Regions from separate parts of the Homo sapiens genome. Here all the other regions are linked to region 4. Evidence: chromatin contacts called from ENCODE Hi-C or POLR2A ChIA-PET data. All regions are on one chromosome and are shown on one strand. The core of a region is the stretch at or near the end of the contact, and the rest is flanking DNA. Distances in the headings are between cores, read along the strand shown.

Region 1 (3,877 bases), core at 462-2,961, 670 kb after region 4:
CACATTGTTCCCCAAGTGTAAACACCCCAGTGCCACAATCACTGCATGCCAGAAATGACACTGTCACAATCACATTGTCCCTAGACCACCAACACCATTGCACAATCACTGTCCTAGGAGCAGAAACAGTCACTCTATCCCAATCACTGCATCCCATGAGGCCACAGTCACCCTGTGACAGTCACAGCATTCTTGGAGCACACACAGTCACTGTCGCAAACCCTGTCCCAGAAACACACAGTCACACTACCCTGGAAATACACAGTCACACTGTCACAATTACACTGTCCCTGGAGGACACAGAGTCATCGTGTCACCATCACAAGACCCCAGAAGCTCACACAGAGCACACAACTGAGGTAGCCACAGCTGGTCATACCCGGACAGCTGGAGCAAACGGAGGTCAATCGGAGAATACCCTCAGAGGAGACCAAGCTCAACACACATGCACCCTCACTATGCTGTCACCTCTGCAGTCAGGGACTCCTTCCCTCTGTGCTGGGACTGCGCCCCCCCTCCACTGTTTCCTGCCTCTGAACAGCTACTTAACGCTAACACTCTTGCCCTGAGAGGGGAACTCCAATCTAACGCAAGGCTCCCAAAACAGTGCTCCCCCAAGAGGCACCCTCTGGATTTCTGACCCCAGCTGCTGCAGGAGGAGTCCACTAACATCCCCGCAATAGAGTCCTCCATCCCCTAGAAGGACCCTGAGAGCACCCCACCCTGAAGTAAAGATCCTGGTCCTAGCAGGCACCCCCTTATGGAGTGCTCCAAGAGTACCCCAAACACTGCGAATCTAGCCCTCAGTATAGTGCCCCCAGGAAGGTCCCTCCAAGTGGTTCCCAGCTTAGCAGCTGTTCTGCACTGTCACCAAGAATACAGACCCCTAAGTGTGCAGCCCCCTTCCCCAACCCAGACCTCGTTAACACCACGCGCAGCGTGGCGCCCCCTAAATGGACCCCAGGATGGGCTTCAGCAGGAAGCCTCCCGTAGAGCGCACAACCAGGGGCCAGGTCCCAGACGCCCCCGCAGCCGAATTCCCTCCGCCCCCGCCAGCCAAACCGACCCCACCCGCATCCTAGCGCCCCCTGCGGCCGGCAGCTCGAGTTGCCTCCTCCCTGCGCGCCCATCCGTTCCGCGCGCATCCGCCGCGGGGAGTCTTACCGCCTGCTGCTGCCTCCGCCCGCGCCGCCGCTGCCGGTGCCAGTGCCATGGAAGGACGAGGGCCAGGACATGCGGGTCGTGCGCAGGCCGGGCCGGTCGCTGGTGTCCATGGCATCGGCGCGCTCTATGGGCCGGTGCGGCTGCCGCTCCCGCTCGGCGCGCTCCGCGCTGTCGGAGTAGCCGCGCTGCTGGATACGGATGGGGGTCCGAGGCTGCCGCCACAGGTGCTGCGGGGGAGGCTTCAGGGTGGCCTGGCCCTCCCGGGGCCCGGGCAGTGACAGAGACAGGCTCCTTTCCGAGGGGACGGTCGGGGGTTCCATGGCGCCGGCCCCCACTTGCGCCCCAGGGGGCCCTGGCCCTTCCAACCTACACCCCGCTCAGCTGCGCGCAAGCCAGCGAGCCCAGGGCCCCGCGGGTGCGCCCGGCCGCGGTAGGGCCATGGCGCCCCGGGGACAGACCCGGGGGCGCTGCGGGCCAATCGCCCCCGGGCCGGGCTCTGCAGCTTCCTTTCGGCGCCTGGAGCTCTGCTCAGTGCCCGGCGGCGCTCTCCGCGCTCCGCGCTCCGCGTTCCGCGGCCCGCTCGGCGCCAGCCCCGGCTCCTCCGCCCCGTCCCGCCCCTCCCCGCCCCCCGCCCGCCGCGGCTGTCAGCGCCGCCCCCCTCCTCCTCCGTCCGGGCCAGCGGGGGGCAGCTACCTAAGGAGGGGGGCCCTTCCCGCCCACGCAGATCCCCGCTCCGGGCTGGGAGGGGGCGCTGGAACTCGTCTGTCTTCAAAGCACCCTGCTTGGCCGCGGCGCGCACAGGCACGAAGGAGTTAAACGGTTAATCCGATCTGGAAGCAGACACCGGACTGGTTGCCAGAGTGTCAGTCAGTCGGTCCATCATGGCGAGGGCGGAGTCCGGTGTTGGCGTGTCCTCGCCGCTACCCCTGGCGGGGGGCAGTTTTTGAGGAGTGGTCCTAGTGCCACCGGCGCGGTACCTGCAGCGGGCGGCGGCAGAGTGTGTGGGATCTCCTGTCTGTGCGTCGGAGGATAGTGATGGTGCGGGCCCGGGGCGGGATGTGCGCGCACGTGGCCTCTTCCGAGGGTTGTCTGTGTTTTCAGTGTCGGCTGGAAGTGTGTGTGCGCACGTGGTTGGCTGCTGTTGTCTGCCCGTTTCTCTGGATTTGGCTGTGTGTATAACTGTGTGTGTCTGTGGGTGAAGGATGTGTGCGCACATGTGCTACCTATTTGGAGGATGTGCATCCCTACGTGGTCTTTTTTCAGGTGGCCTGGGGACTGTGAATGTGTTCTCAAGCGCTTGGATGCGTTTGTGGTCGGTGTGTGCTTGCGGAGTTGTGCACGCGATTCGGCCTCTGTCGTCTGACTGTAGTGTCGGAGGACGTCTATGTATGTTAGTGTGTGCGTGTGCGTGAGTGTATGTGTGTGGTCGGCCTGGGGCCTCTGGGGTGTTTCTGGGGTGTGTCCCATTGGTTCCCTTGTGGCTCCAGGAAGACACCCTGTGGCGGATACCGCAGCTGCCGGCCCACCGCTCTATACATCGCTGCCTCTTCTAAAGCGCTTCTGCCAGAGGTAAACTGAGGAAGGTCCCAGGTAGCCGCGGAGCGCACCCCCGTGCCCTTTTCAGGCGAGTAAACAGGCGAGCCTCCTCCCTGCGGCCCCCGCCAGCAGAGCCCCCCTTCCGGCACCTAAATCGGGAGTCGCCGTGACTCACGCTCCCGCCTCCCCCAGCGCCGCGCCGAGCGAGCAAGCAGAGAGCGAGCGGGATCCGAGTGCGCCCCCATCCCCCTCAACCCCCCCAAGGATGGCTGCTGGGCGGGGGGAGTGCACGCGCCCGCGTGTCCCACCGCCCCCCCCCCCCACGCCGATAAGAGCTCGAACGCGAAACTGCTCTGCTGCGGGACCCGGGGACCAGACCCCTGCCCCCGTGCGCCCCCTGTCACGGGCTCCCCAGGGCACGCGATGCCGTTTGCCACCGCCCTCCCCCCGCGCCCTTCTCCTTATTTGAAAAAAAAAAAAAAAAAAAAAAAAGACTGCCGGTCTTCAACCCCCACAGCCACTTTTCTCCCCGCCAGAGGGGGCTCCCGGCGTGGGCGAACGCCGAGCAAAAACCGGCCCCCCCATCAGCAGCCGCCGGGTATTCCAAGGGCCAAAACTGTGTTCCCCACTTCTCTCAGGAACACCCCCCCCATTACACACTCAAAACGGCTTCTAGGGAATTTGCAGGGGCTGTGAGTTCTCCCCAGATCATATTTGAGAGTCCTGGGCTGGGCCAAATTCTTGGCGGGGTATGCTGTAACGTTGGTTAGAGATCTGGAAGCGGGTGGGAGTGCGTAATGTGAGGTGGGTGGGGGTGTCAGGACACAGCTGGGGTTGCAGAAGAAGGAGGAAACGAGGAGCGGTGGCCTGAGCTGGGGGATAAACTGATCTGGACCTGAGGCTAGTGGGATGGGCGTGGAGAGGTATAATTAAGCAGCTCCAGGGGCGAGAGACAGTCACTTGCTCTCCCTATCTGGAAATGAACCATTGGACCATGACGGAAACAGAGACCCTGGAACCCTCCAATTGAGTAGATGGGGGTGGGGGTGGATTGGAACTGCCGAAAGCGGTGACCAGAGGAGGGCATGGGGGCAGGGGCCGGCCAGAAGCCAGGACCAGCTCAGCTGTCTGACTTTCCAGCTCATTCTTGAGCCAAGAGGGGGGTTGAGTACTCTGG
Region 2 (3,993 bases), core at 53-2,552, 690 kb after region 4:
GAGGGGTAGGAGATGGGGACTCCCCCGCCCCTGCCCGCCCACTCGCGGGTTTGAATGAAGCGCGAGGGGGAAGGGCGGCAGCGGGAGGACGTTTTTGTCCGATGGCCCTTCCCGCTCCATGCACCGGGGAATCCTCCCCCTTCTGGAGAACTTCGCTCGCTCTCTCCAGGCACTGCCTCCAACGTCGGCTCCAGGGGAGACTAGGAAGAGGCGCCCCTCACCGGAGTGGCTGGAGCTCCTCCTATCCAGCCTGACCCCCGAGGGAGCACCCTTTAATCTGAGATAATCCTGGCCCAAGGCTGCAACACGGCCTATTATCCTGGTATCAAAGCGTGGATTGGGATGCATGGAAGTGTGAGGTGGTCGAGGCCCTGCATGCTTAGAGTAATGGAGTCCTTAGAGCCCCGGCGGAGGAAGCGTACCCCAAGACGAACGGGGAGGGGCTATGCGTGGCCCCAGACTGTGACGACAAGGAAAGCCCCCTTCCACCCCTCCACGATTCCCCCCACCAAGCGCGGGGCCAGGAATACGCGCCGTGGGCTAGACTCTAGCGACACCCAGCGGCCAGCGGGGTGGGGAGCCGAGACCCGTTTTGAGGGGGTCCGGGTGATTCCAAAGTGTGTGTGTGTGTGTGTGTGCGTGTGTGTGTGTGTGTGTGTGTGTGTGCGCGCGCGCGCTCGCGCGAGTCCTCGCTGCGAATGGCAGGAGGTGGAAGACAAGGAGAAGGCTGTTGCCGAGGCGGGGAAACCCCAGCTCCCAAGGCAGGGCCACAGTCTCCCCTCCACGTTTAACCCTGCAAGGGGAGGGCCATACCACCCCCGATTTAGACACCCCCAGGGCAGGTCCAGTCCTCCTCGGGCTGAGAAAGTCCGAGGAGTCATCAGGCGCCCCTCTCCAGCGCAGGCTTAGGTCCCCGTTTACGAAGGGCAGGGGGAGGGCCTTCCCGCCGTGTCCCTACCCCTTGCAGACGTCACTGCGGCGTGGCTGAGGGGACAGTCCTCTCAGTCTCATCAACCGTCCCCTCCCTGCCACCCCAAACGCCCACCGTGGAGCGGCGGGAGATGAGGGGGGCTCGGAGTTGAAGCGCGCACTCATATGCCCCCAGGAGACCTAGCGGAGCCCCAGCGCCCGATGACGCGGAGTCTCTGCGGGAACTCCAGGGGGCCGGAACACTTACGCAGGGCCCTTTAAGGCTGGCTGGGTAGCTAGTGCCGCTGCCGCGGTTACTAGGGATGTGACGTCACACAGGGCGGGGTTTCCCGCGCTCGGCGGAAGCGGAAGGGGCGGGGCTCCGCGCTCCTAGTCTCCACTGCTGCCGCCGTCGCCGCCACCCGAGCCGGAGCGGGCTGGGCCGCCAAGGCAAGATGGTGGACTACAGCGTGTGGGACCACATTGAGGTGTCTGATGATGAAGACGAGACGCACCCCAACATCGACACGGCCAGTCTCTTCCGCTGGCGGCATCAGGTAAGGCGCGCGCGCCCATCCCTTTCCCCACTCCCGGACCCCGCTTCGGAGTTGTGATCCCCGATACTGCCCAGGGACCCCGCTGTTCACACCTAGGATTCTCACCCCCCCAGTCTGGATTTTCAGGAGCTTCGATTCAACTCCGGGACCCCAGTACCATTGGGACCCTGAGTCCCTGCCCTGGATCTCCGCTCCCCCACTCCCTGCTCCGATTTTTGCGTGGGATTCCCTATTCACCCCCTAGAACTTCTTCATAGTCTGGAGTCCCCTAGACGAGTCTTGGGGGTTCTCCCTAATTCTGTTCGGCAGTTAACATTTATACCCAGAACTCTGCCTCAAAGTTTGGACCCCAAATTCTTCTAGATGATCCCTCATCCTATTCGGGTATTCACTTCCTATCTGGGATCTCCCATCGCCCCCCCACCTCCGTAGTCTGGACCCCCAATACTTTGGTCTGTCCCGGGATCTACTTTCCGGGATCTTGATCCGGGGTTCCCATTCAGATCCGGAGTCGCCACTCCTTTTCTAAACGGAACAAGGAACTCTGTGCTACTCTGATATTCCTGTCCCTGCCCACACCCAGGACCCCCTTCCTAGAGTGTAGAACCGTCCCCCTTCAGGATCCTTAGTCTCACCGAGTACTTGGGTTTTGGAATCTGGTTCCCCTCTGGATCTAACTACCAGCTCCAACCCGATAGAGCCTCACATTCCAGCCTCTCCTTTGGCCTCCGGTAGACCCATTTCCCATTATACCAGGAAATCCTGCCCACGTGGCTTCCGGCCTAGCCAGAGCCCCTGCTCCTACTTGGTATTGCAGACCCTGTCACCACCCACTTCCCAGACTGGCTTCCTGTATGAGCCTCAGCCAGCATTGGAAACTCTCCCCTAACTCAAGCCCAGAACCCCAAACCCACCCCACCTTTTGTCCCCAGCCTGTTAGCTACTCTGTGACCCAAATTGTCCCTGCTCTTATCCAGGGACTCTCCTGGTCTGATTCTAAATTCACCACCCCTTCTTCTATCTGACCACAACAGAGGTCCCGAATCCAGACCCCAGAATCCCAAGCCTGGGTGATCCATGTCCCACCACCCTCTCAGTGCTCACGAGCCAATGGGATGACTAAGACTTAAAGGTTTAACCTCCTGCTACCCCAAATGAGTGTGCCTGCATTACATACCAGTGTCTGTTGTATTCCTTTTTTTTTTTTTTTTTTTTTTTTTGAGACGAAGTTTCCTTCTTGTCGCCCAGGCTGGAGTGCAGTGGCACAATCTTGGCTCACTGCAACCTCTGCCTCCCGGGTTCAAGTGATTCTCCTGCCTCAGCCTCCTGAGTAGCTGGGATTACAGGCATGATGCACCACCATGCCTGGCTAATTTTGTATTTTTGGTAGAGACAGGGTTTCTCCATGTTGGTCAGGCTGGTCTTGAACTTCCGACCTCAGTTGATCCACCCACCTCGGCCTCCCAAAGTGCTGGGATTACAGGCGTGAGCCACCGCACCCAGCCATGTTGTGCTCTTAAACGAAGGGCATATACCTCTCAGAACCTTCTAGTGAGGATCTCTTACCCCACCCTCCCATAGGGCAATTCCCCATCATTTATCCAGAAACAACTAGAAGGTCCCTTTCCCATCCTTCCAGAATACTCTGGAATACGGCATTAGTCTCTTCATCTAGCTCCCAGTCCCACTTCCAGACCTATTCCTTAAATCCTGAGTCTCCTGGGTAGTGTACCTGCCAAGCAAGCCACTGGAGTGTGGGAAGAAAGTTCTAGCGCTTCTATTTCTTGCCGTGTGTAACATTTTATTATGAAATATTTAAGACTTCCTCAAAGCTCCAAAGACTATTCTTGGGAAGACCTATTTCTGTCACATAAAGAGGTTAATCTTTACTACTGTGGAGAATGGTTTGGTCCTGCCGGGTGGGAGGGCCCCCCTCCTGCAGCGTAGTGTACCTGCCACACCCTCCTCCCTCTGGCACAGAGCTTTTCCTGTCCTGCCGCTGAGAACCCCGGTGGTTGTAGTGGCATGTAAGGGAGGCAGGGGGCTTCAGCGTCTCCAGCACAGGTTCAAGGACAGGCAAGCTTGGGTTCCAATCCTAGCCCCACCTCTTGCTGCTTCTTTCTTTCTTTGATGTGGCAAGACTCACAAGAAGCCTCCCTGAGCCCATGTGAAACCTGGGATAATATGGCCCCACCTCCCTGAGACCTTTGTAAGAATGAATTAAGACTGGGTCAGGAAAACTTGGGGCAGGTTTGGAAGGAAGCATTGTGGAGGGGAAGGAGAGATTGCTGTCGTTCAGAGCACAGGCCTGACTAGGTTCAAATCTCAGCTCTGTCTGTATCACTCACGTGCTGCGTGACTGCCAGGGAGCTGTTTGATCGCTCTGTGCCTCAGTTTCCCTACCTGAGAATCTGAATGATGTCCACCCCATAAGGTTGTTGTAAGGCTTACCTTATTCATTTAATATTTGTAATCCTTTTGGGGCAGTGGCTATTATCATCATCATCATTTAAATAATTTCTGTTCA
Region 3 (4,063 bases), core at 1,134-3,633, 590 kb after region 4:
GGATTTGGGGTAGCGGGGTAACTCCAACGTAGCCCTACACGTGATTCCTTCCAGACCCTGAGCCAGGACGTTCAATCTTTCAAATTCACCCTGGAGGCTCCAGGGGCCTAGAGTTTCCATTTATTATTCACTTACATGGCGAAATCCCATCTATCTTTTTTTTTTTTCTTTTCCTTTCGAGACGTAGTCTCGCGCTGTTGCTCAGGCTGGAGTGCAATGGCAGGATTTCGGCTCACTGCAACCTTCACTTACCCACCACCACACCCGGTTAATTTTTTGTATTTAGTAGAGACGGCGGTCTCACCATATTGGTCAGGCCGGTCTCGAACTCCTAACCTCAGGTGATCCACCCGTCTTGGCCTACCAAAGTGCTAGGATTACAAGCATGAGCCACTGCGCCTGGCCTCTCTATCTTTTAAAAATAATTATAATTTGGATGAAATTTAGATGAATTCTTTTTTTTTCTTTTTTTTTTTTTTTTTTTGAGACAGAGTCTCACTCTGTTGCACAGGCTGGAGTGTGGTGGCGCGATCTCTGCTCACTGCAACCTCTGCCTCCCGGGTTCAAGCAATTCTCTGCCTCAGCCTCCCGAGTAGCTGGGGATTACAGGCGCCCGCCACCACGCCCGGTTAATTTTTGTATTTTTAGTAGAGATGGGGGTTTCACCATGTTGGCCAGGCTGGTCTTGAACTCCTGATCTCGTGATCCACCCACCTCGGCTCCCAAAGTGCTGGGATTACAGATGTGAGCCACCGCACCCAGCCTAGATGAATTCTTTAAAATAAACTTACATACATTTATTTAAAAGTTAACGTTACATGATAAACGGTGTGCATGACAAATCAGTATCCCCAGTCATGAAAAATAGCAATGGTTTCTGTCTCTTGGGAGCCAGCATTCGCATTTAATATTTTTATTTTTTATTTACTTATTTATTTTTTTGAGTCAGAGCCTCGCTCTGTGGCGCAGGCTGGAGTGCAGTGCGGTGATCTTGGCTCACTGCACGCTCCGCCTCCCGGGTTCACGCCATTCTCCTGCCTCAGCCTCCTGTGTACCTGGGACTACAGGCGCCCGCCACCACGCCCGGCTAATTTTTTGTATTTTTAGTAGAGACGGGGTTTTATCATGTTAGCCAGGATGGTCTCGATCTCCCGACCTCGTGATCCGCCTGCCTCGGCCTCCCAAAATGCTGGGATTACAGGTGTGAGTCACCGCGCCCGGCCCCGCATTTAGTCTTAATGATAATCTGGTAGGTAGGTGCTATTATATTATTACTTTTTATAGAGAGGAAACTGAACCATAGAGAACTAAGTAAGCGCCCACGGGCACTGAGCTGGTAAGAGGCAGATCCAGGGTTTGAACCCCCCAAAGACGGGTGCCACACGCCTCTTGATAGGAAGTAAATCAAAAATAAAGACAAGGAAGGCCGGGCGCGGTGGCTCACGCCTGTAATCCCAACACTTTGGGAGGCCGAGGCGGGCGGATCATGAGGTCAGGGGTTTGAGACCATCCTGGCCAACATGGTGAAACCCCATCTGTACTAAAAATACAAAAAATTAGCTGGGTATGATGGCGGGCGCCTGTAATCCCAGCTACTCGGGAGGCTGAGGCAGAATTTTTTGAACCCGGGAGGCGGAGGTTGCAGTGAGCCAAGATCGAGCTACTGCACTCCAGCCCAGGTGACAGTGAGAGACTCTGTCTCAATTAAAAAAAAAAAAAAAAAAAAAAGACAAGGAAAACCTGAGGCCTGGGCACAGCGCCTCACACCTATAATCCCAGAACTTTGGGAGGCCAATGGAGTCAGGATCTCTTAAACCCAGGTGTTCAAGACCAGCCTGGGCAACATTGCGAGACCCCATCTCTACAGAAAAACAAACAAACAAACAAAAACTAAAAATTAGCCGGGTGTGGTGGCGCCTGTCTGTGGTCCCAGCTACTCAGGAGGCTGAGGTGGGAGGATCGCTTGAGGCCAGGAGCTCAAGGCTGCAGTGAGCCGCGATTGCGCCACTGCACTCCAGCCTGGGCGTGCAGATCAGAGCGAGACCTTGTCTCTAAAGGAAAAAAAAAAAGAAAGAAAGAAAGAAAAGAAAAGAAAAGAAAACCTAGCGAGGTAGATAATTTTCCCTAGATCCTGCGGCCGCCGGACCACGAGGCCGGCGCTGTGCGTTGTTAAAAGGAGAATAGCAGATGGTGGCGCGCAGCCCCGCGAGGAGACATCCAGCAACGAAATCGGGAGATGGAAGGGACAGTGAGAAGGGGGGCCTGGCTGTGCGCCCCCGCCCGATGCCCCACTCCTCGCCGACGGGCGCCGGGCACCTGCGGGAAGGGCGGGAGAATCGCCGCTCCTTTCCCGCCGCGCCCTTTCCGCCCTCTCCCCGCCTCCTTTTCGGGCGTCCCGAGGCCGCTCCCCAACCGACAACCAAGACCCCGCAGGCCACGCAGCCCTGGAGCCGAGGCCCCCCGACGGCGGAGGCGCCCGCGGGTCCCCTACAGCCAAGGTAAGGCAGGAATCTCCTGGACTGGGTCGCGGTCCCCCGGCTTCCCGGAAGCGCAGTGCGCGGGTGGCATCACTGTGCCCGGAGCCCCTGCGCGCCCCGGCCATCCCCACCCCGAGGGACCCCCTACGGAGGCGACCTGGGGGCTGAGGTGAGCGCTTGGGCAGCAGCGACGGGGAGGGGTGTCCACCCCACCCCTGGTGCGGGCCGGGGCGCGCAGGCCTGGAACTCGGGGTTCAGACTCCCCGCGACTCGGACCACGCGGCTAAGCGCGCTCAGGGTCGCGTGCCCCCGCCCCGCCGCCATGCTGGGCGCCGTGGTGGCCGCGCAGCTGGGCGACAGCAGGCGTGGGCGGGGGTGGGGAGCGGCCCCTCAGCGGTCCCTACCGCCTGAGGCCAGGGCCCGGGGACTTTTATTGTGACACGGCGGGCGCCCGGCTCTGCTTAGTCATGGTGACCTGCGCGCGCTCCGCGCCTCCCCCACGCGCAGCGATGGAGGCGCCGGGGCTCGGGCGGTGGAGGCGGAGCCGGAGCGCGGCCATGGCGGGGTGAGTGAGGCGGGATGTGCCCGGGCTGCGGGCATCGCGGGCCGCGAGCGCCCCTGCGGCCGTGCCCGGAGACCAGGAAAACGGGCGCCACGGCCCAGGGCGCCTCCGAGTTCCCCGCCAGGACTCGGAGGGCCAGGAGGGCGCGACCTGGGTGGATATTTTTGTTGGACGGCGCAACTCTTGGGGTGGCCCGGGAGCGGCGGAAACCGAGCGAGAGAACCAGGAGGCGCTGCGCAGAAGGAGGCCCGGGGGCTCCGAGGCGTTGAGGGGCTCGATCTGCGTTCTGGGGTTGGCAGCCGAGAGGCCGCGGTGGGGTCACTTCCTCGCCTCACTGGGCCTGGTGGAGGCTCAGGAGGGGCATGCGCAGTCGCCCACTTGCCGCTTTGTAGGGTGGGGGAAGTGCCCGGTGCCCAAGGGGCATTGTTGACCGATTGGCCAAAGACCAAGAGGCAAACCCAGGGCCTTGGCACCAGAGTGGGGGCCGAGTGGCACCCAGGGAGGGTGGAGGAGGCCGCTCTGGCAGGCACGGTGGCAGGGCAGTTAGCCAACCACCCGTTTATTGACCCCTGCGCAGTGCCAGGCCCCAGGCGAGAGGCACAGGAGAGGGTTGGCCCGACGCCGACCTACATAGGTCTCCCTGCCATTTGAGGCGCTGGGGCCGGGGACGAGAGACAGTCGATCAACAGACAAGCAAAGGAGGTCATTTCAGTTCCTGACAAGCGCAGTGATGACAATAAAACAGGGAAGAGGAGACTTTGAGTTGAGTCCCAGAAAGAGGGGAGTGAGAACTTGCAGATCCACTTGTGGGGAGCCACTTGGAGATCCCCCACTCCTTTTGAAACGTAACTCACGTCTGGGCACAGCAGCCTATGCCTGTAATCCCAGCATTTTGGGAGGTCGAGGAGGGGGATCACTTGAGGCCAGGAGGTTGAGACCACCCTGGCCAACATGGTGAAATCCCATCTCTACTAAAAATACAAAAAATTAGCCCATCGTGGTGGCTGGTGCCTGTAATCCCAGC
Region 4 (3,891 bases), core at 294-2,793:
CAGGCAATCCCAATCCTTTTCTAGGCTAGGCTGGTTCTCAGGAGGGAAAGGGCCATGTAGCTGTTGTCTAGGGCGAGGCTGTCTCTCTGCAACTAATTTAAAGCCACCTAAAAAGCTCTAACTCAGGATCATGCACTAACCAGCCTCTTGTGGAAATCTAAAATCTAATCCATTTCACCCAGAGGAAAAATCGCCGCTTGGACAGCTGAACCGAAGCCATTCACAGCCTCTGAAGAAGCGAGGCCACCCCAGGGGGTCGGTCCCGGGGGATAGCTGCCCCACCGTGGCTGAAGATCTCGGCTGCAGACCAAGGAGGGGCGGGGAGATTCTGAGGCAACGTTTCAACCTCGTAAGGAACCGAGGCCTTGAGGGTGGCCGGGGGCCCCTCTGTGAACTTGATCGGGGCTGGTGGGGCGAGGGCGCCCCCCAGGACAAGGTGGGGACGGAGGTGTCGCCACAGAGCACAGCGGAAACCGGGGACTTCGCCAGGAGGGCCCAGGATAACGGAGGGCGACTCGTGTATGTCGCGGAGGCGGCTCCGGGGACCCGGGACTTGTCGTCGCCTTTGTGACAGGAACCGCGGAGGAACGCCAGGCCTCCCCTGCATCCGCCTCGCCCCGGACAAGGTGAGGCTCAGACTTCCGCGCCAGCCCCGCCCCGCTCGTACACAAGCCCCGTCCTCCCGACGCCCGCCTCCGCCTCCACCGCCTCACATTGGACAAGGGGAGTGGCTCGAGGGTGGCCTGTTGGACTACACCCAATGGAATTCGGGGGGCGGGCCAAAGGGGCGGGGGCAGGGGCGGGAGGGGGTGGCCCCCGTCCCGGAGCACGCGGCGGAATCCCGGGACTGCACCCAACTCAGGATGGCAGTGGCGCCCTGGGGTCGCGCAAAGCGGATCGGGACCCCTGAGCCCGCGGTGACCTCCAGGCTGGACATCCGGGTCTCCAGTCGCCCTCGCCCCCAGAAGGACTTAAGGCGGGGGTGGGAGTGATCCCTTGTTTTAGGACTGGAGGTCCCCACACCCAGCTCCGAGTTAGAAGAGAGGGTCCCGGCCGGGCGCGGTGGCTGACGCCTGTAATCCCAGCACTTTTGGGCAGATCACCTGAGGTCGGGGTTCGAGACCAGCCTGGCCAAAATGGTGAAAACCCGTCTCTACTAAAAATACAAAAATTAGGCGGGCGTGGTGGTTGGGCGCCTGTAATCCCAGCTATTCGGGAGGCTGAGAGAGGAGACTCGCTTAAACCCGGGAGGCGGAGGTTGCAGTGAGCTGAGATCGTGCCACTGCACTCCATCCTGGGCGACAGAGCTAGACTCCGTCTCAAAGAAGATGCGGTCCCTCACCCTGTGGAGACTTGGGGGACAGCGGTGCCCCGTTTCCCTTAAATCCCTCAGACTCCTCCCGACCCTCGCGCTCCCCTCAGCGCCCCCCTCCAGCGCCCCCTCCAGCCGTTTGGGAAGGACCCCGTGCCATTACCCCACAAGTCTCCCAGGGATGGAGTGATTATTTGTACCCAAAAAAATAAATTCCCAAGGGCCCCCCGGGGGCTCCCTCTCAACCTATTCTGGCGCCTGGAGCAAGCCTTACCTGCAGTCCCCGCCGCGGCGAGGAGCAAGGCGACGGTCCAGCGCAATTTCCAGCCCCAGGGCCCCATGCTCGCAGCCTCTGCCAGGCAGTGTCCCGACCCGGATCACGACCTGCTGTGTCCTAGCTGGAAACCCTGGCTTCCCGCGATTGCACTCGGGGCCCACGTCATTTACAGCATTTCAATGTGAGGTTTCTAGCAGGGGGAGGAGTTTGCAGTGGGGTGATTTTCAAATGTCTTCACCTCACTGCAAGAGGAGGAGTTTCGAACGGCCGATGTGACATCGGCTTTTTAACCCGTGAAGCTCTGATTCCCACTCCAGTCCTTCGAAAGTGTCGCCAGGGCAGGCGACTTGATTTGTTGTATTTGGGTCTCCGGTGAAGAGCTGACGCCCCCTCAAAATTGGAAACGCATCTTCTGAAAGATCCTCCTGAAATTTCTCGATGTTTAACTGTTAACATTTTGCTGTTGTTGTCCACAGAAGGATAACAACAGCCTTTCAAGATCCTCCAATAGCCTAATGCCATTGTCCTCTCTGCCTCAAAAGGAAAACACTAAAAATGTTGGGAACTTCCGCCACTTTCTATATTTGCCTTTTCCTTTCTAGGAATTGTGTATAGATTTTTAGCTTCCTTTCGTTGTATATTGTTTTTACATTGTTATTCCAAATCACCTAATAGACACTGATCAATCAGGAATTTAAATAAAATCTTCACAAAAGTACAGCCAAAAAAATATTTTTTGTTTTGTGGGATCCCGCCTTTGGCTGAGTATAAACATCTGAAAAATCAATTGTACGGATACCTGGAGTCTGGACGTAAATATTGATTTCTCCCCTTAGGAGAAGGAGTTGAACAAACAGAAGGGCGGTTTCCTCTCCCTCAAAGCAAAATCAAAACAAAACAGGGCTTTCACAGTTGAACTTGAACCCCTAAGCCACAGAGAGCTGGTGGAGACCAACTTTTAGAATTGAGTCTCTTTGGGGACTCATGGGGTTGCCAGAGGCCTCTTGCCAAAAAGGCACATGTGAGAAACTTGCCTGAACCCCACACAGGGCTGGGCAGTCTTGGCGGTTCCCCCAGGAATAAGCTGGATTTCTCTGGGATTTTGCAAACTGACTTTGGCAGGCAGTGCTAACCTCTCAGCAGGATTTTAGGGAAACCTAGGAGACCAGGCAGAAAAGGGACAAATTGAACTCTCAGAAGGACAAAAAAAAAGATTAATCAGGGAAAATAATTTTTTAATTATTTTTATTATAATTTTTTAAATAATTATTTATTATTTATTTATCATTATTTCCAGCTGTCACTCAGGCTGGACTGCAGTGGCGTGATCACAGCTCTCTGCAGCGTCAACCCTGGGCTCAAGGAATCCTCCCACCTCAGCCTCCTGAATAGCTAGGACCACAGGAGTGCACCACCATGCCCAACTAATTTTTAATTTTTTTTTATAGATGGGGTCTCACTATGTTGCCCAGGCTGGTCCCAAACTCCTAGCTTCACTCAATCCTCTTCCTCTTGCATCATGATGCCTCTCAAATTGCTGGCTTTACAGGCATGAGCCACTGTGCCCAACCCAGAAGAAGAAATTGATGATAAGAATTTTTGGCAGTTAAGACTCAGTTTCAGAATTCGGCCTTGGACAGATAAATTAGCTTTCCCAACCTGTAAAGGGGCCATCAAAATGCTTGAACCTACTTGGCAGGCTCAGTGTCAAGGTCAAATTGAAATAATTAGCGGGCTGGGCATGGTGGCTCACGCCTGTAATCCCAGCACTTTGGGAGGCTGAGGCAGGTGGATCACGAGGTCAGGAGATCAAGACCATCCTGGATAACACAGTGAAACCCCACCTCTACTAAAAAAAAATACAAAAAATTAGCCGGGCGTGGTGGCGGGTGCCTGTAGTCCCAGCTACTCGGGAGGCTGAGGCAGGAGAATGGCGTGAACCCGGGAGGTGGAGTTTGCAGTGAGACGAGATTGCGCCACTGTACTCCAGCCTGGGCGACAGAGTGAGACTCCGTCTCAAAAAAAAAAAAAAAAAAAGAAGTAATTAGCAATCACCTAGAGAAGTTTACAAGGATAGGCAAGTTCTAGGAGCTGCTGCAACGTTTATAAATGTGTCCCCATTGAATCCCATTCCTTATGCCATTTGCGACATTAAACAAAAAAGTGAAGTCTGGATGTGGTGGCTCATGCCTGTAATCCCAGCACTTTGGGAGGGTGAGGCGGGGGGATCACTTGAGCCTAGGAGTTCAGAACAAGCCAGGGCAACACAGTGGGACCCTGTCTCTACAAAAAATACAAAAAT
Region 5 (3,808 bases), core at 354-2,853, 550 kb before region 4:
GCAGTGGTGCGATCGCAGCTGACTGCAGCTTTGACCTCCCTGGCTCAGGTGATCCTCCCACCTCAGCCTCCCCAGGAGCTGGGACTAGAGGCACGCACCACCATACCCGGCTAGTTTTTTTGTATTTTTAGTAGAGACGGGGTTTCGCCATGTTGCCTAGGCTGGTCTCGAACTCCTGGACTCAAGGGGTCCACCCGCCTCGGCTTCCCAAAGTGGTGGGATTACAGGCTTCCCAAAATGGTGGGATTACAGGTGTGAGAGACTGTTCCTGGCCCAGGATTAGCTTTTTAAGGAGGGGAATACCAGGGGACTTCTCCCACCCCAGGGCACCTAGCTCCTCTCCTGGGAAGCCCCAACTCCACGCCTCAGGTTGTCCTCTGGGAGGAGTGACCCACCCTCCAAGAAACATGGTAGCTGTGGGCATCTTCAGTCAGCCCCAGGCAGTTCTGAAACCCAGGACCAGGATAAGATGGAGGGTGAGTTGAGGACACATCGCCCTGTAAAGTTTCCAAAGATAAACCTCAACCCAAAGACATTCTCAGAAGGTGTCCGTGCCTCGGGCAGATAAAAGGAGGAGAGGCATAAAGATTGTTTACAGCAAGTGTCAGGTGCTTTTTCTCCGCTTCCTCAAGTGTGAAATGTTCACAAACACACAACAAATCTTTACAAAAAGAGCCATATTTTGCCCTCTTAAAAAAAAAAAAGCCTATTAAAATATTGCGTGTGGCCAGGCGCCATGGCTCACACCTATAATCCCAGCACTTTGGGAGGCCTAGACGGGCGGATCACCTGAGGTCAGGAGTTCAAGACCAGCCTGGCCAACATGGTGAAACCCCGTTTCTACTAAAATACAAAAATTAGCCGGGCATGGTGGCACGCGCCTGCAGTCCCGGCTACTCGGGAGGCTGAGGCAGGAGACCCGCGAGGTAGAGGTTGCAGTGAGCCAAGATCGTGCCACTGCACTCCAGCCTGGGCAACAGAGTGAGGCTCCGTCTCCACCAAAAAAAAAAAAATTATATATATATATTTAATATATATATAATTCATATATACATGAAAAACGTGTGAGGACGGTTGCAGTGGCTCATGCCTGTAATCCCAGCACTTTGGGTGGCTGAGGAGGGTGGATCACCTGAGGTCAGGAGTTTGAGACCAGCCTGGCCAACACGGTGAAAACCCGTCTCTACTAAAAATACATGAATTAGCCGCGCGTGGTGGCGGGCGCCTGTAATCCCAGCTACTCGGGAGTCTGAGACAGGAGAATCGCTTGAACCCAGGAAGCGGAGGTTTCAGTGAGCCGAGATTGCGCCACTGCACTCCAGCCTGGGCGACACAGCGAGACTCTGTCACAAAAAAAAAAAAAAAAAAAAAAAAAAAAAAAAAATATATATATATATATATATATATATATACACACACATATATACATATATACACATATATATATATATACACATATATATATATACACACACACACACATATATATGGCTATGTTTGAAACAAAGCCTGGGGGACGAAGAGTTGACATTGTTGTGGTGAACTGAAGAGGAGGCCAGCTCTAAAACGCGGAGCGGGATCTGGAAATCCAGGGATTTGCTGGCAGCCCTAGGAGAAGCTAGGCCAGGGATCACAGTTGCGGATTTGAGACCCTGCTTCGCATATATCTGGATATCTCAGTAAAAACTCGAGCCCCTTGGAGACAAAGGAGGAACTGGGGACCCCACAGACCGCTGCTCCTTCCACATGAACCCCACACCCGAGGAGGATTCCCCCCATGACCCTCCCGTGTCCCCGCACAATCTAGGGAGACGCGGGGCTGCGGACGCGGAGCTGCCCAGAGAGGACTCCGGAACCTGGGCCGCAGTTGCCGCGCGGGGACCGGACAGGACGCCCGGAGTCCTGGCTGCAGGCCCAGCCCCACCCTGAGGCCGAGAGGACCGAGGACCGAGCTGGGCCAGGGCACTCGGGTCCTCAGACCCCAGAGACAACAGCGAGGAGGTCTGGGTCCCGCCACAGCCGGTTCCGGTCGGTTACAACCAGCTGTACCCTGTCTCGGGAACCCCGGCCTCGGACACTCACCATTTCCCGGCTTCCGAGGTATTCCGGTTCCTACCTACACCTCCGGCTGCCAGTACAGGTTCCAGCCCGACCGAGCAGGGAGCCGAGCGCGGGTGACAGAGAAGACGCCGCGGGCTTTTTCAACCTCGCATCCTCCAGCCTCCTGGACGCCTGATTGACAGTTCTCACGGCCCCGCCCAGCGGCTCTGATTGGATAGTACTCCAGGTCCCGCCCCCTAGGCACTGAGCGACAGAAGAAGTGATCTCCCAGTGCTGAGTGGAGCCAGATGAACAGGTTGCAGACACAGCTCTTGGCATGGGGCGGGCGGGGGAGGGGGGGTTCCTCCCTGGGCAGTGACCTGACCCCTCCCGGGGAATATCTGCATTTAAGAAGAATTCCTGCCAATAGTCTGCGAGCCCTTCCTGCTTCTTCCTCCGGGACTGGGGGGTCACAACTGTGTGCAGGGAATCCCAGACTCACTGTCCAGTGGAGACATCCCCTGGCCTCGGAGCAGAAGGGGAGCCGAGGCCACACAGGCCACACTGCAGTAGGAGAGGGGGTCTGATGTCCTCCAGGGATCAGGAATTTGGGATGAAGCTGCTGGCTGCATGACCAAGCCTTTCTCCCACCTGATCTCTCAGTCTTATTTTTTTATTTTTTATTTTATTTTTTGACGGAGTCTCGCTCTGTCGCCAGGCTGAAGTGCAGTGGCGCGATCTCGGCTCCCTGCAACCTCCGCCTTCTGGGTTCAAGCGATTCTCGTGCCTCAGCCTCCTGAGTAGCTGGGATTACAGGCACGCGCCACCACCCCCAGCTAATTTTTGTATTTTTAGTAGAGGCGGGGTTTCACCATGTTGGCCAGGATGGTCTCAATCTCCTGACTCGTGATCCGCCCCCCTCGGCCTCCCAAAGTGCTGGGATTACAGGCGTGAGCTACCGCGCCCTGGAGTCTACTCGTTTTCACCAAGAAAATAAAAACACAGCAACAATGGAATAAAATTGTTAAATGTGTGGAAAAACTGGAATTATATGGCAGCAATATTCTATGAAGGAATCAAAAGAGAAGAAAAGCAAAAACATGAACTAGCTCAGAGAAGCAGTTTTTCAGCCACTGTTCAGCAGGAAACCCCCTATTCAGGAGGTTAAACAGATTCTTGGGAGCCAGGTTCTGACTGCTGAAACAGAGCCCCAGAACCGATCAGAACCTGGTGATGAGGCCTGAACACTGAAGGATTTAACTCTAGGCTCTCAACATGCCTTCCTGTCCTGTCTGCATAGTGTGGCAACACTCTCTCCTTCCAGACCTTCATCATATTCTCTCTTTTTTTTTTTTTTTTTTTTTTTTTGAGACAGAGTCTCGCTCTGTCGCCCAGGCTGGGGTGCGATAGCGCGATCTCCGCTCACTGCAACCTCCGCCTTCCGAGTTCAAGGGATTCTCCCGCCTCAGCCTCCAGAGTAGCTGGGATTACAGACACCCGCCATCATGCCTGGCTAATGTTGGTATTTTTGTAGAGACAAGGACACCGCGCCCAGCCCCAGACCTTCATTTTCACCAGCAGGAAACTCACCTGGAGTCAGTTTAAGGTACTGACTGACATAAATTGTCAAATTCATAAACCTTTTCTCCATAAGGTAATCCAATGGGTCTTGACCTTAACAGATTTTCTACATATATCAAATCACACTCCGACTCCAGCTATTCTATGTGTAAACCAAAAATAAAATTCAAAGCCCACCCCTCTCTCC
Region 6 (3,746 bases), core at 630-3,129, 860 kb after region 4:
GTTTATAACATATAATGTCTACATTTTCACAAATGGTACCCTCATAAAAAGCCATATTTCCCACCTGAACATAAGATCCACTGGGTTGGCCAGGCACGGTTGTTCATGCCTGTAATCCCAGCACTTTGGGAGGCCAAGGCGGGCAGATCATGAGGTCAGGAGATCGAAACCATCCTGGCCAACATGGTGAAACCTCCATCTCTACTAAAACTACAAAAATTAGCTGGGCATGGTGGCGCATGCCTGTAATCCCAGCTACTCAGGAGGCTGAGGCAGAAGAATCGCTTGAACCCGGGAGGCAGAGGTTGCAGTGAGCCGAGATAGTGCCACTACATTCCAGCCTGGCGACAGAGCTAGACTCTGTCTCAAAAAAAAAAAAAAATCCATCTGGTCAAGGAGTTTTTCCTTTTTGTTGCTGTTGTTGTTGTTCACTGCTGTGCCCAGTAGGTGCATAAAAAATATTTGTTGCCAGGTGCTGTGGTTTACATTTGTAATCCCAGCACTTGGGGAGGCCGAGGCAGGCGGATCACTTGAGGTCACGAGTTCGAGACCAGCCTGGCCAACATGGTGAAACCCTGTCTTTACTAAAAATACAAAAAAATCAGCCAGGCGTGGTGGCACGCGCCTGTATTTCCAGCTACTTGTGAAGCTGAGGCACAGGAATAGCTTGAACCTGGGAGGCAGAGGTTGCAGTGAGCTGAGATGGCACCACTGCACCCCAGCCTGGGAGATAAAGGAAGACTCTGTCTCAAACAAAAAAATTTTGTTGCTGGAATGAGGGGCTTTCCTATCCTGTTGTCGAACTGCTGGTTACACACACACACACACACACACACACACACACACACACACACATCATTCGATGAAGGTGTAGTGTCCATCATTTCCGCAGGCAGGCACACAGAAATGCCCAGGAATTAGTGAAAATTGGAAATCTGGATAGAAGACTGGGCCCGACGCTGGAAGGCAGGCACAAACTGGGCCCCGCCAGAGGGGACAGTGATCTACAGAGGCAGGAAAGAGTGTGGAGTGTCCCCAGTCCCCCAAGGGAAACAGGGCAGCACCTGAATTCTGGAGGTCCTATCAAGGGAGAGACTGGTCAGGCACAGTGGCTCACGCCTGTCATTCCAGCACTTTGGGAGGCTGAGGCAGTAGGATTGCTTGAATGCAGCAGTTCAAGACCAGCCTGGGCAACACAGCGAGACCCCATCTCTACAAAAAACTGCAAAAAATTAGCCAGGCATGATGGCGCACCTGTAGTCCCAGCTACTCTGGAGGCTGAGGCAGGAGGCTGAGGCTCCCGTGAGCTATGATTGAGCCACCACACTCTGGCCTGGATGACAGAGCAAGACCATGTCTCAAAAAAAGAAAAAAAAAAAGAGATCAATTTTGTCTTTGGGACAGGACATCGCACTTAGTAGGAATTTATTTGTTGGGTGGACACACAGTAGGCACTTAATGCCTATTTGCTGCGTTGACACCTAGTAGGTACTTCCAAGGCTCTTTGTTGAGTCAATAAATGTGACCTCGTGTTTTCTTCCAAGTCCAGGGTCCCAGGGGTAAGCCCAGAGGTAACCTGGGGTTGAAGACAGTTGTTTCAGGTTGAGGCCACCTGGCCAGGAGTACTGTGACGTCACCAGGCTGCGTGACGTTTCGCGCCGGCCGGTTCTCACGGGTGGGGGCTGGGAGGGGCAGAGTGAGAGATCGGGTGGGGGGGGCGGACAAAGGGCCCTCCGTGCAGCTCCTGTCGGCCCCCGCGTGCGCCCCGGCCAGCCGGCCGGTCACATCTGGAATTCATTGCAGCCGCCGCCGGAAAGGGGAGGAGAGGAGGGCGGGGCGAGCGGGGGGCAGAGGCGGCGGCTCTCCGCCCCCCCCTCTGTCCCTCGTCCCAGCCCCGGGACTTAGCCGAGCCCGGCTGGCAACCCCAGCCCCAGCCGCGGCCGCCCTGGGGACGCAGACGCCAAGGCCCCTCCGGCCAGGGCCGGGAGCCGGGCCGGCCTAGCCAGGTGAGCGCGCGTGGCGACAAGGAGGCAGAAAAGGCGGGCCTGGTCCCCTGAGGTCTCGGGATCCGAGCTGAGGGGCCCCAATCGGGGGGCTGGGGCGCGCACGCGCCGCCTGGGTTCCTGCTGCACGGAGCGGGTGGTCACAGTGCGCCCTCTCCAAGAATCCGGGCGGCCCCCACTGCCTCGGCCGCGAACCCGCAGACTGTGCTCCCCGCCTTTCTCAGCGGCAGGAAGTTGGCGCCGGGGAGAAGGCTGAATCCGAGCGCTTTCGACTGGAGTCTTTGGGAGGCAGGACGCCGTGCTCGGGGACCGGGGTCTTGGGGAGTGTGTTTGGGGGGGGGCAACACCCCTCCTGGCTGACTCCGGCTGAGCGAGGGCAAAAGGATGTGCGCGCCGTGGAGCCTCCAAGCCAAGGGGCGGCACCCACGGGGAGGGCGGTCGGACGTCGGGCTTTCTGCCTCGGTTTCCCCAAGTTGTTTGCCTCCTCCGGTCCCCCGGCGGGGGGCGTGGCTTTGTTTTGTAAGGAAAGAGAAAGTGACTGCGTGGCTCAGACGCCTCCTCTTTCAACTCCGGCTCAGGGATGGGTCGTGGGTGAAGGCGCGCGTGGCGCGGACCTCGCGTGGCCCCGAGCCGGGCGGAGCGTCGGAACTCGCCCCCTTCTCAGGCACGGGTTGACTCACCCGGGGATTTCCACCCCCTCCTCTGTCTCTGTCCTTGTCAGATGCTCCGGGCCCCACGCGCTGAGCCCACAGTCCCCCTCGTGGGGCGACACGGCCAGGCGCGGAACTCGCGGTGCAGCTGCTGCTGCGATCTGGTCCCCCACCCCCAGTCTTCCCAGAATCTCGAGGCGGGACCCCTGGCGGGACGGAGAGGAATCCTTCCAGTGCCGCTTGGAGACGTGGGGGCCCCGCGCGTGTGGCGGTCTCGGGGGCGGGGGGGAGAGGAGGCGTGGCTCCCGCGCGAGCGAGCGTGGATACCGCGCATTCCTAAACCAGATAAGGAGGCCGAGAGTGCGGGCCAGCACGGGGTCGGGTCCTGCTGCCATCTCCATGGAGACACGCTGGGCTTTGCCTGGTTGATGGTGGGCGATGGGGGCGCTGCCCGCGGACCAGAGGTGTCTCCAGGCTCCTTTGTTGCTGTTTGGGTCTGGGCTGAGCTTAGGAGTTTCCACCCTTGGGAACCCACTAGGGTCTCCTTTGTTCATTGGTTCATTCATTCATTCATTCATTTGCCCATTCCACACGTTTTCTGAGTGTTTTATTTGTGCCAGGCATCCCTGTAGGGGCTGATAACTGACTTGCTCCCTGGCCTTAGGCATTGACTGTCTAGGTGGAAGCCAGACAGAAAAGGAAAGATATCATGATAGTTTCCCATAGTGGCAAGCGCTGTGCAGATAATAAAACGAGATTCTGTGATTAGAAAAGGCTTGGAGATGGCTGCTATTGTAGACTGGGGGTCAGGGGAGTCCCCTCTGAGGAAGTGACCTTTAAATAGAAAGGTCACTTTCTATAAGGTAGGGTGGCTACCACGGGCTCCATGGGTGACCAGGGGGAACTGTAACCACAGGGCCTGCCTTTCTGAAAGATGGGGAGACAGTCATTCAAAGATTTGAGGAAAGGCCAGGCGTGGTGGCTCACGCCTGTAATCCCAGCACTTTCCTAGGCTTAGGCAGGTGAATCACCTGAAGTCAGGAGTTCCAGACCAGCCTGGCCAACATGGTGAAACCCCATCTCTACTAAAAAT

The links. Hi-C counts contacts between places; a loop is a spot of excess contacts on that map. ChIA-PET counts read pairs that join two places held with the same protein, here RNA polymerase II (POLR2A). Pooled maps may share reads with other maps.
Region 1: a pooled map shows a loop between it and region 4 (13-fold over the local background). The contact joins the promoter of PDE4A here to the promoter of LDLR-AS1 in region 4. A Hi-C loop is called at or near these places in 5 of 37 single-sample maps with no recorded cell type and 12 of 50 pooled maps. POLR2A ChIA-PET finds 5 or more read pairs at or near these places in 2 of 52 experiments (GM12878 and activated CD4-positive, alpha-beta T cell).
Region 2: a map of naive thymus-derived CD4-positive, alpha-beta T cell shows a loop between it and region 4 (5-fold over the local background). The contact joins the promoter of CDC37 here to the promoter of LDLR-AS1 in region 4. A Hi-C loop is called at or near these places in 1 of 168 maps with a recorded cell type or tissue (naive thymus-derived CD4-positive, alpha-beta T cell), 4 of 37 single-sample maps with no recorded cell type and 7 of 50 pooled maps. POLR2A ChIA-PET finds 5 or more read pairs at or near these places in 4 of 52 experiments (GM12878, T-cell, activated CD4-positive, alpha-beta T cell and 1 more).
Region 3: a loop to region 4 is called in a map of endothelial cell of umbilical vein, with 6 times the contacts of the local background. The contact joins the promoter of KEAP1 here to the promoter of LDLR-AS1 in region 4. A Hi-C loop is called at or near these places in 1 of 168 maps with a recorded cell type or tissue (endothelial cell of umbilical vein), 1 of 37 single-sample maps with no recorded cell type and 7 of 50 pooled maps. POLR2A ChIA-PET finds 5 or more read pairs at or near these places in 5 of 52 experiments (A549, HCT116, WTC11 and 2 more).
Region 5: a pooled map shows a loop between it and region 4 (5-fold over the local background). The contact joins the enhancer-like site here to the promoter of LDLR-AS1 in region 4. A Hi-C loop is called at or near these places in 1 of 168 maps with a recorded cell type or tissue (breast epithelium) and 1 of 50 pooled maps. POLR2A ChIA-PET finds 5 or more read pairs at or near these places in 1 of 52 experiments (HCT116).
Region 6: a loop to region 4 is called in a pooled map, with 5 times the contacts of the local background. The contact joins the promoter of S1PR2 here to the promoter of LDLR-AS1 in region 4. A Hi-C loop is called at or near these places in 5 of 37 single-sample maps with no recorded cell type and 4 of 50 pooled maps.

The regions. Positions count from the first base shown.
Region 1 is chr19:10,418,372-10,422,248 of GRCh38, reverse strand. It overlaps PDE4A (phosphodiesterase 4A), which reads right to left and starts at 1,711. Exons shown (of 15, transcript NM_001111307.2): 1 at 1,165-1,711. The coding sequence starts at 1,484. RefSeq lists enhancers at 669-858, 2,039-2,918 and silencers at 1,069-1,118, 1,349-1,818.
Region 2 is chr19:10,400,851-10,404,843 of GRCh38, reverse strand. It overlaps CDC37 (cell division cycle 37, HSP90 cochaperone), which reads left to right and starts at 1,302. Exons shown (of 8, transcript NM_007065.4): 1 at 1,302-1,466. The coding sequence starts at 1,365. It overlaps MIR1181 (microRNA 1181), which reads left to right and starts at 1,306; the gene lies at 1,306-1,386. RefSeq lists an enhancer at 777-1,126 and a silencer at 1,527-1,586.
Region 3 is chr19:10,501,676-10,505,738 of GRCh38, reverse strand. It overlaps KEAP1 (kelch like ECH associated protein 1), which reads left to right and starts at 2,383. Exons shown (of 6, transcript NM_203500.2): 1 at 2,383-2,498. RefSeq lists silencers at 2,368-2,987, 2,998-3,277 and enhancers at 3,116-3,671, 3,648-3,897.
Region 4 is chr19:11,087,311-11,091,201 of GRCh38, reverse strand. It overlaps LDLR-AS1 (LDLR antisense RNA 1), which reads left to right and starts at 1,543. Exons shown (of 1, transcript NR_163945.1): 1 at 1,543-2,134. It overlaps LDLR (low density lipoprotein receptor), which reads right to left and starts at 1,739. Exons shown (of 18, transcript NM_000527.5): 1 at 1,587-1,739. The coding sequence starts at 1,653. RefSeq lists enhancers at 399-578, 296-889, 890-1,485 and a silencer at 649-908.
Region 5 is chr19:11,638,171-11,641,978 of GRCh38, reverse strand. No RefSeq gene overlaps it. Among named protein-coding and RNA genes, the nearest start is that of ZNF627, 43 kb to the right of the region's middle. RefSeq lists a silencer at 2,218-2,307. Within about 2 kb of position 1,603, at least 13 of the 41 ENCODE cell types and tissues checked have a DNase peak (open chromatin) inside an H3K27ac peak, as active enhancers do; they include HCT116 and breast epithelium, where a contact is called at or near this core.
Region 6 is chr19:10,229,464-10,233,209 of GRCh38, reverse strand. S1PR2 (sphingosine-1-phosphate receptor 2) reads left to right here and starts at 1,879. Exons shown (of 2, transcript NM_004230.4): 1 at 1,879-2,006. It overlaps MIR4322 (microRNA 4322), which reads right to left and starts at 2,797; the gene lies at 2,725-2,797. RefSeq lists enhancers at 1,325-1,374, 2,521-3,235, 3,175-3,254, 3,335-3,384 and silencers at 1,575-2,234, 2,945-2,994.